Regions from separate parts of the Mus musculus genome. Here region 1 is linked to region 2. Evidence: chromatin contacts called from ENCODE Hi-C or POLR2A ChIA-PET data. All regions are on one chromosome and are shown on one strand. Each heading gives the region's core, a stretch centred on a gene start or an enhancer-like site at or near the end of the contact. The rest is flanking DNA. Distances are from core to core; before and after follow the strand shown. Region 1 has its middle 34 kb from the start of Zc3hc1. Region 2 holds the start of Strip2 (striatin interacting protein 2).

The links. Hi-C counts contacts between places; a loop is a spot of excess contacts on that map. ChIA-PET counts read pairs that join two places held with the same protein, here RNA polymerase II (POLR2A).
Region 1: a loop to region 2 is called in a map of gastrocnemius, with 2.3 times the contacts of the local background. The contact joins the enhancer-like site here to the promoter of Strip2 in region 2. A Hi-C loop is called at or near these places in 1 of 37 maps with a recorded cell type or tissue (gastrocnemius). POLR2A ChIA-PET finds 5 or more read pairs at or near these places in 1 of 5 experiments (Patski).

What each region holds. Positions count from the first base shown.
Region 1 is chr6:30,354,214-30,359,549 of GRCm38, reverse strand. No RefSeq gene overlaps it. Among named protein-coding and RNA genes, the nearest start is that of Zc3hc1, 34 kb to the left of the region's middle. Within about 2 kb of position 3,723, at least 1 of the 3 ENCODE cell types and tissues checked has a DNase peak (open chromatin) inside an H3K27ac peak, as active enhancers do.
Region 2 is chr6:29,914,854-29,919,729 of GRCm38, reverse strand. Strip2 (striatin interacting protein 2) reads right to left here and starts at 2,717. Exons shown (of 21, transcript NM_177204.3): 1 at 2,500-2,717. The coding sequence starts at 2,655.

The DNA.
Region 1 (5,336 bases), core at 2,474-4,973, 440 kb before region 2:
GACCAGCAACCAGGGGGTAGAAGTCGGAACCAAAATGCCTAGGACTCCAGATTTATCTACCAGGAAGGCCTTCACTACCTTCAGGAAGAAGTCAAGACCAGACATACACACACACACACACACACACACACACACACACACACACACACACACACACGCGACCCTTTTCAAAGTCTGTTCAGTTCCAGGCCAGTCCTGTCTAGCCCAGTAAGAGCCAATAGAAAGGAAGCTGCACTGTAGTCCCCACAAATGAGGCAGCTCTGTGGCCATCTTAAGAGTCAAGGCTGTGTCTAGAATGTGCTTCTCGTGCAGTGTGAGGGAGGTGGGGAGGACGGAAGAGCAGTGCTCAGCAGGAGGACACTGGAAAACTGATCTTACTCGTTTTTTCAGACATTTGCCTACACACGAGGCCTAGCTTCATCATTAAAGCCCCATATAATCACTATTCCTTTTCACAAATGAGGATGCTGAAACATAATACTTTGCTCAAAGTCACTAGCCAATGAGGGCCAACATTCAAGTTTGGACCATCTGTATCCAAAGTCTAGCCAAGGTTCCACAAAAGACAAGACATATGCATGACAATGTTTATATATTTCTACTTGAAATAAATTGAAGATAACCTAAACATCTGGTAATTGATTACAGAGTATAGCTTGGGAGACTATCATTTAAATTATTGAAATGATTATTGTAAGGGCCAGGGAAATGGCTCAGAGGTTAAAAGCATATCTTGATCTTAAAATGGACCCAAGTTCAGTTTTCCCCACCCACATGATCCATAACCCTGGTTCTAGAGAACCTGACACCCTCTGGTCATCTCTCACACCAAGTATGCACGTGGCACATCAACATACATGCAGAACACACACCCATATGCAGAAAATAGATCTAAAAAATAGTGTAGTCATTCACAGTGGCGGGCGCATTTAATGTCACCTTTCAGGAGGTAGAATCAGGTGAAGCTGTGTGTACTGAGGCCAGTCTGTCCTACATAGTTCCAGGATGGCCCACATACTGAGACCCTGTCTTACAAAACAAAACAAGAAAAACATTGCCTCAAAAAAAAAATCAAAGGACTATTATTGTTTTTTTTTCAAAGATTTATTTATTATTATTATACATAGGTACACTGTAGCTGACTTCAGACATGCCAGATCTCATTATGGGTGGTTGTGAGCCACCATGTGGTTGCTGGGATTTGAACTCGGGACCTTCAGAAGAGCAGTCAGTGCTCTTACCCGCTGATCCATCTCCCCAGCCCAGGACTATTATTGTAATGTAGTTTATTCATATAGTGGAATGATACTCAGAGTTTTTAAGTTGCTCTTTATCTAATGTGGGTCAAAAACGTGTGTAACTAGAGTGATCTGTGTTCTGTAGGTAACTAGACATCCAGGAAAATGTGACGTATGAGGTAGTAAATGGCTAGAAAACTTAGAAAACTTCCCCTTTATGAGAGCCATAGCATCTGCCCACTTTCCAAAAACTTAGGTATTTAGTCCAGACTCAAGGTCAGGTTAGCTATAGTGTCAAGCTGTAATACTAGCAGTACCCACTAGAGCCATTAGGTGCCGCCAGTGCTTCACATTAAACTCCAGCTTGCCTTTCAAACAACCACGGACCCACCGCCACCAATCACTGGGGGACAGGCCCTGGGCGACAACTCTCCTTTCCAAATGGTTCACCCTCATTTCTGCATCATTTTTCGGGTGTTTTGATTTGTTTTGTTTTGTTTTGTCTTAGAAAATGTCTCACTTTGTAGCCTTGTCTGGTCTGGAAATTTTGTCAGTGGTTCTTAACCTTCTTAATGCTGTGGCCCTTTTAATACAGTTTCTCGTGATTTTTTTTTTCTTTTTACATGACTAATTAATTTTGCTACACTTAGGAATGGTAATGTAAATACCAGTTTTCCGGTGGCCTTATGTGACCCCTGTGAAAGGGTCACTTGACAACCCCTCCCACGTTGGGTTGCAACCCACAAGTTGAGAACCTCTGCTCTATTTAGACTAGATTGGCCTCAGACACAGAGACCCACCTCCATGTGCCTCCCTAGCGCTCTTATGGAAGGCAGACACCACCTCGCCAGCCTCGCCACAGCATCTGGCTTTGTCTTGTCTAAGTCAGTGTAGACTGGAAGTTGGGGCTGCCTGCTTTGTAGCACAGACCAGTCCAGTGATAGGAAAATGGACAGCATGGAGGTGGGTGCCCAGAGAAGAGGAAAGAGAATGTATTTAGTGAAGATCCAGAGAAGTGGAGGATGCTCTCCTTTTTTTTTTTTTTTTTTTTTTTTTTTTTTTTTTTGAGACAGGGTTTCTCTGTATAGCCCTGGCTGTCCTGGAACTCACTCTGTAGATCAGGCTGGCCTCAAACTCAGAAATCCTCCTGCCTCTGCCTCTCGAGTGCTGGGATTAAAGGCACTCCTGAGGATGCTCTCCTTAAAGTTCAGGGCTAATCCCTTGTATCCAGCATTAGAGACATTGTATCCACCATTAGAGGCGTGCAGAAATGCCTAAAGACCAGACTGACTGGGAAGCCAGAAGAGAAAGCCACAAGAGGAGACGAGCCACTGGCAGCCACCTTGCTCCACATGGCTGCACTGACGCCAGTCCTCCCAAGGTGTCACCAACACTCAGGCTGAGTCACTCCAAACCCAGCCCACAGAGTTAAGCCAGTAACAAAACCTGGAGGACGTGGCCACAGGGCCAAGGGCCAGAGCAATGTCATCACGGGCAACCGTGCAGCTCGGGCCCGGCAGATGACCCTTTCCTTGTGAGCATTCCAGGGTGTGTGACTGATGCTCACTGACCCCGATTCATGGCGGCACGGAACACAAAGAGGTCATTACTGCCCCTTGATCCACCGGGGAAACTGAGGAATGGAGTGGGGAAGCAGCTTTGGCCCGTGAGTCAGTGGTACAGGTCATGAGTTCATTACCACCCCGTCAGGTCAGTCAGGTGCCTATGAAGCCACACTTCCCAACCAGAAGTAAACATGGCTGTCCAGGGCCAGGGAAGGGAGGGCCTTCCACCCAGTGCCCTTTCCATACCTGTCCAGCGGTAGAACCAGACACAAAGTTGCAAAGACTATGGCCTGACTCCCTGCATTCAGCCAAGGTCAGAGTGGGGAGTGACAGCCAAGACGGCACACAGGTTGTGGCCAAGCCAGCTCAGAGTCAGTCGGGATCTGGCCATCTGGACTCAAATACTGGATGCCCTTGTTATCAGTCTGTCTTCTGAGCCAGCTCCTGGGGCCTCTGCTTCTTGATATGTAAAAGGGGCAGGAGTAGTCAGTGTCTATGTCAAAGGGCTGCTTAAGAGCTAAGGGACCTGATGTTTGTTACGTGGTTGCTAAGCAATCCTTAGCTGCACACCTGGCCACCCGTGTCTCCAGGCTGTAGGGACTTTTGGGTCTGAGGAAAAGAAATGGGCACTGGGCTCAGGCAAAAACATCCCAGAATGTCTCGCTAGCTCATCCTTGCTATGGGAAGGATTCTTCTCGCCCAGTGGCTCTCCCCCATCAGCAGAGGTGCTGGTACTTCAGCTCGATGCCCAGTTTTAGAAGCATCGGGAAGCAGCATCTTGGGCAACCAAACACCAAGTGAGATAACCACATTCTTGCCAGCCTCCTCCAGCCTTGGCTCAGGGCCCAGCAGGGCCACCCTTAGGAGATGGTGCTAAGAAGACAACAGGCAAGCTAATTATAGGCCCGGCCTGCTGGGCTGTGGACACTGCCTGTTTGGCCTGCACGGCTTACCTGAGTCATCTATCCTGCGGCCACTTGAGCCTGGATCTGGACTAGCAGGCCACAGGGAGTCAGGAGCGCCTTCCCTGTGCTCAGTCTGGTCAGCTGCACCACTTCCTGCCTCTTTTCCCCTCAGAAAGCCAGTTGAGGCAGGTGAGCACCCCAGATCAGAGGCCAGAAGGCCTAATGCCTACTGCGAGGTGAGCACAATGCTGGGATCCCAGAGTCTCTGGAAAAATCACTTCACAGGTCAAAGTAAAAGGCATAGAATGAACAGGGCAGTGGCCTCCTCCTTCCACCACACGGTCCACACCTCCATCCTCTCCCTGAACCTTACTGGTCTGCAGGGGCCCCAGCTCTCTTGCTCCTCAGTGGTCAGCTGTGATCTGGGCTCAGTTCCCATAAACTTAGCCCAGGAATTTTTCAAAGTAAAAGGAGGGCAAATATGGGTGCCGTGGTTCAAAAAATCAGTCTTAAAATCACAACAGAGTTAGAAAACATTCTTTGAGGCGTTAAAAATGAGGATAAATGACAAGAAAGTCCCCAGCTCTTTGGATTTAGTGCATTAGGGAGGCAAGGGTGTGGCAGGAGAAAAACTGGGGGTACCCTCTGTGAGGGGAATGTTTGCACCCATAGCAGGGCTCATCTGTGCACTAGAAGGCCAACATGGAAAGCTGTGAACCCAGACTCGGGAGGCAGAGGCAGAGGGGTCAGGAGTTCAAGGTCAGCTTTGGATAAGTGGTGAGTTCAAGGCCAGCATGGGCTACATGAGGTCCTATTAAAAAAAAAAAAAAAAAGCCAAAGGGGCCGTGAGTGAGGTCGGGCAAGAAACAGGAAGTGATGTGGGTGGGTGCTGTTTTGTTTTGCTTCTGTTTTTGAGAGGGAGAAGGAGAGGGAGAGTGTGTGTGTGTGCCAAAAGCCATAGGTCTCCTAGAGCAGGAGTCACAGGAAGTGAGTTGTCTGACATAGACGTATGGGATTGAACTCACGTCCTTTGGAAGAGCAACACTTGTTCTTAACTCTTAAGTCACCTTTTCAGCCCCTAATTTTTTTTTTTAATTTAAAAAAAAAAGATGTGTGTGTGATTGGAGGGGTCTATCATGGCACAAGAGTGGAGGTCAGAGGACAACTTTGGAGTTGATTCTGTCTGTCTACCTTTAGGTGGGTCCTTGTCATAACAGCAGCCATCTCACCAACCTGTTCTCTTGGTTGTTTTTGTTTTTGTTTTTGTTTTTTCCCCTCCCTGTTTTATTTTAGTTATCTATCTATTTATTTTGAGACAGGGTTTTTCTGTGTAGCCCTGGTTGTCCTGGAACTCACTCCATAGACCAGGCTGGCCTCGAACTCAGAGTGCTGGGACTTAAGGCATACAACCCGGCCTTCCTTCCTTTTTTTTTTTTTTTTCCTGACAGGGTCTGTATCTCCCTCTGTAAGCCTGGCTGACATGCCTCTTGCTATGTAGTGACTGTAAGGCTGGACTCAAACTCAGAGATTCTGCCTGCCAAGCCGCCCACGAGCTGGGGTTCAAGGCTTGTGCCCCTTCACCCTGCCTTGTGTTTTGATATTTGAGACAGGTTCTCTTGTAGTCAGCT
Region 2 (4,876 bases), core at 1,468-3,967:
TGTAGGACATTCAGTTGGCATCAGTAACTATTGTTGGAAAATGCTCAGTTTTCTCACCCATAAAATAGGACAATAGTAAGGTTTTCTTCACTGGGTCACTGTAAAGACTAAGAGTTAAGTACAAGAAATGCCCTTATCATGCATATCTATCTATCTATCTATCTATCTATCTATCTATCTATCTATCTATCTATCTATCTATATCTTGATTTGTGCCAATTGTAATTCTCTTCTAGCAAAATTTTCAGGAGTTCTAGGAAAAGAAAACTATTTTCCCTAAGGATTTTCTTTACTGGAAAACAAAGAGGGAAGGAAAAGCAGATTTGGGCACTGCAAAGATGACAGGGGACGTACTAACAGTCATACCCTTTGCCTTAGAAGGTGGAAGTAACACTAATTTTTCCAGCAAGGCTTTTGGAGGCAATGAGCCCAGACAGAGATGATTACTGCAGTTGTTCATTTCCAAGCATGAAGAATGCAGCTGCGGAAAGTCAGGAGGTGAAACTCCGGGGAGCCACACTGAGCTCACTGGCAAAAGCAACACACTACGAGAGCCTTTTTCCTGCAGGGGACTGAGACAGGTGGGGATTGTGCCATGCCTCTACTTCAGAAGGAAGACCCAGCCTATCACTCTGGGGTCATTTATTTGCATATTGTGTCTCCCCACCTTTCCTGGAATGCTTGCTCTAGAAGGGCAAAGACCCTTCTGCCTTATTCACTGATATATCATTAACATCTTGTAACTTCATTGCTAGCCCCTCAAAATATTTGATCAAGAACAATGTTTCACTTCCTCCGTTTTGAGCTGTCCTCCAACATGGCCTCACCACCACAATAGTCCTCTGAAACCATGAGCCAAGATTAAACTTTTCCTTCATCGAAAAACACACCAATGTCTCTCTTGAGGAAGGAGGTATAAGGCACTTTTAAAAGAAAATCCCTACAAAGAAACCCTGTCTGTACAAGATGGTGACTTTGGGGGCAGTTTCCCCTGCTCCATTTACCTTTTAGGAACTAGGAGACGGGGGTGAGAGCTTAATGGCAGTGTATATGCTAGTGTTGGTCTCTGTACAACAAATAACCAAATAGACAGATTGATCACTTTGGAAACTGTGAAATACTATTTAAATGAATCACCACAGACTAGGACTCCCTCTGCCCCTTAACGAGAATGATGACAGTTATAAGTACTGACCAATTAATTATATGAACTGTTTAAAAGGCTTTGTGTTCGATTATCTCAACCTTCTGAGTTATTCAGTGGTAACTGTTTTACAAAAGAAACTAGGTTAGTTAATTTGCCTAAAGCCACACAGATAATAAATGGAGGTACTGAAACAGACAGACAGACAATTGGCCAGACAGACACTGAAACTTGGTGGTTTTGGCCATTCACTGTCAGCCAAGTGTCTGATCTCAGGAGAGTTGGTTTTATCTCTTTTACCTTTTGTCTCTAGATGACCAGACCCCTTTTCTGCTGCTGGGGATCAATTTAGAGTCTTGTGTAAGCTACACAAGCACTCCATCACTGAGCCACATCCCCCCAACTCCGTGGCTTCTACGTAGTAAAATGAAAGGTTAGGCTCACTGTGGTAGCATATTTTGTAATCCTAACACCTGAAAAACAGAGGCAGGAGGATCAAAGCTCTCCTCAGTTACACAGTGAGTTCAAGCCCAGCCAGGGCAAGTTGTCAATAGACGTTGCCATGGGCTGTCTCAAATAATTAAATCCAGATGAAATCGAATCAAATAAAGGCTAAACCAGATGACCTTCACATCCCCTTCCACATACATTTCGTTCCCCCTGAGTCCCTGCTTGTATGCAGTTTTGCTCTTGGTTGATAGATGGAATATGGCTAGATAAAATGTAGGGGAATAATAATAATTCATTCCTTTCCATGTCCCAAGTTAGTTTTTTTTGGTTTTGGTTTTGTTTTTTTCCTAAGAAAAGGTGGAAGATATTTAAATAGCCATCCCATTAGCTGCATCCTGGGACTGCTACTCTCAAACGTCGCCCTGGTCCTATCCCAGCTTGAATCCTGTCTTTCAACCCTCCTAGAAAAGGGGCGAGCTGTTCGCGGAAGGCGCTCCCTAAGCCACCGCCATCACCCGAGGGCAGGAGATATAGCAAGGGGAAGGCTGGTGCTCCAGGCTGGTCTGGTCCAGTCCAGTGCCAGTTGCTGCAGTGTGAAGAGGGAGGGCGTGCTGCCCGCCAGCCCACCCTCCCCTCCCGCGGCAGAGCTCGGGCTCCCGCCCCTCCGTCCAGTCCCTGCACCTCTATGCGCTGGTTCCCCATCGGTACACCGGGATCCAAATTCCGGCTTCACCGGGCGGCAGCTGTCAAGTATCTGGAAAGTATCTGTTACGCTCTTCGCGCCGGTTAGGAAAACCGCAGGCCAAGGCAAGAAAGCGGGCGACCCGCAGCGGGAAGGGACCGGGCTGAGGGCCGCTCCACCTCAGCCGCCGCTTCCCGCTGGCGGATACCTCCGGGTTCCTCACCTCCGACTCCCGCCGCTGGTTGCGGAACGTTTCCCTGCCCTTGGGCACGGCCGGCTTCCCTTTGCCGCCGTTGCCGTTCCCGTTCCCATTGCCGTTCCCGTTGCCGTTGTCATTAGCAGGAGAGCCGGCGGGCCCCGGTGCCGCGGGGTCGTCCATGCTGGGAAGGTTCCCTTCAGCGGTTCGCCTCAGCGGCTCCCTACCGTAGCTCCAAGATCTCTGCCCAGGGCGACCCCGCCACAGCGCGCGCCCGGGACCAGGCCCCGCCCCCTGAACTCCGATTGGCTGTAACTACTCTCCGAGGCCCCGCCCCGAGATGCGATTGGCTAATCAGCCATCCAGAGGCGGGGGCTCTTTCAAGGAATATTTTCCCCATGGACCCCCGGCATTTTTACTGCTCAGTTGCTGGTAGCCTGGGACTAGTAGACTCCACGTCCAGCTCCACGATTCGAATTCTGAACCCTGAGCGCAAGGCGGCTTAGCTCCGTGCTGCATGCTCTTTTCAGTGCTGTTCCTGTCCCACATAGCAGCCTTTTCCTGAGAGCCCTAGTCCATCCCTGGTCCAAAGTGCCTACGTTTCGGCGGTACTAGACCCGGACCCCCTCATCCAGGCTGCTGCACGCCTGTGACATCCCGCTTTGTCGCAGAAAGGGCTTGGCCTTCAGGATAACCTGAGCCACCACACCATAAACTTACCCTCTCAGGAAGCTTTCGGAAGAGAACTCTTGGAGGAGAGAATGAGAGTTGCGGGGAGGGACCTAACTGAAATCCCTGAGGGCTGCTCCCTGTCATTTGTCCCTAGCTGTGTGGGCGCCTTCTTTTTGGTGCGAATAGATGGCAAGCTCCCACCCTCACCCGCTGCTCTTTCCTTCCCATTTCTAAAACAATCCTAATCTAAGTCTAAGATGTTGAGTTCGATCCCCGGGTCCTCACTTGGTGGAAGGAGAGAATGAACAGCCAAAAGTTGTCCTTTGACACCAGACCTCCACACATGCTCCTGGTGTCCTCCCCGATTCCCATATACAAACAAATAAATATTTAAATTGAAAAGAAAAAAAAATCCTACGCCCTAAGAGCTAAAAGTAACCAGAAGGTAACCGGGTAGTTGAAGGCTGTGGATTCGGCTCTCTCCCGAATACAATTTAAATATATTGGCAGGTCTGGCTTGACAATGGATGAAGGGAATGGGAGGGACCAAATCGCTATGGTAACCCATGACTTTAAGACAGTGAAAGGATCATTGAGTTGGGACTGTGCCAAGCGTTGTATGTGTTTTCTTGGTACCACACCTCTTCCGGACAGGTTATTTTTTACGAATCCAGTTTTTATTGATGAGGAAATTCTGAAGCACAGAGAACACCCAAGGATTACATTAAGTCTTGTCTCAGTGTGGTAAGTATGCTGCTCTATAGAAGAAACTTCCGTTCACTTGGTTTACTTCAGTCTTGGCGTTTCAATTGCTGTGATAAAAATCCATGACCAAAAGTAACTTGGGTAAGAGAGGGTTTGTTTCATCTGATAGCCTACAGCTCATTACCTAGGGAAGCAGGAACTGTGCTTTCTGGCTTGTCCCTCCTCGCTTTTTAATACAACTGCTTACAGTGAGCCAGGCCCTTCCACATCAACCATCAGCCAAGAAAATGCCCCATAAACTTGCGCACACACAGGTCAGACTGCTGGGGTGTTTTTCCTCAATGGAAATTCCCTCTTCCAAAATGACTCTTTCTGGTGTCAGGTTTGCACAAAACCAGCCAGCACAGCTACTGATCTTTAAGATGACTCCTACTTCTCTACATTTTTTTTTTTTTTTGATCCTCCTAACTGTATTAGGTATGTTGCTATCAAACCAACTTTGCTGGGATCCCAAATTCTAGTACTGTATTCTTCTCAACCAATGGAATTATTTCTCCTTTTCTTAGGAATAATTCCATTCTTTTTTAGACATGGTTTCACATTGTAGCTCAGAATAGCCTAGAACTATGTAGCCTAGCCATGGTAACCCTCCTTCATCCTCCTGAGTACTGGAACTACAGACATGAGACTTTGTACAGATCTTAACCCCATTTCTTTAAAAAAATATATTATTTATGCATATGAGTCTTTTGTCTGTGCAGCAAATGCTTCCTGGTGCCCATGGAGGCTAGAAGAGGGAAGATGTCCTGGGACTCGAGTTACAGATGGTTGGGAGCCACCATCTCAGCTCCTCTGCAAGAGCAATTTGTGGTTTTAATGACTGAGCCATTTCCCCAGGCCCTCAACTTTTTTCTTCTTTACCTTTCTGCTAGTTGGCAGGTGATAGGGGGAAGGAGGACATCAACCAAGACCATATTCTTTGGAGATTTCTGGGTACTTTTCATGGTCCCCAACATTTCACCAGTCT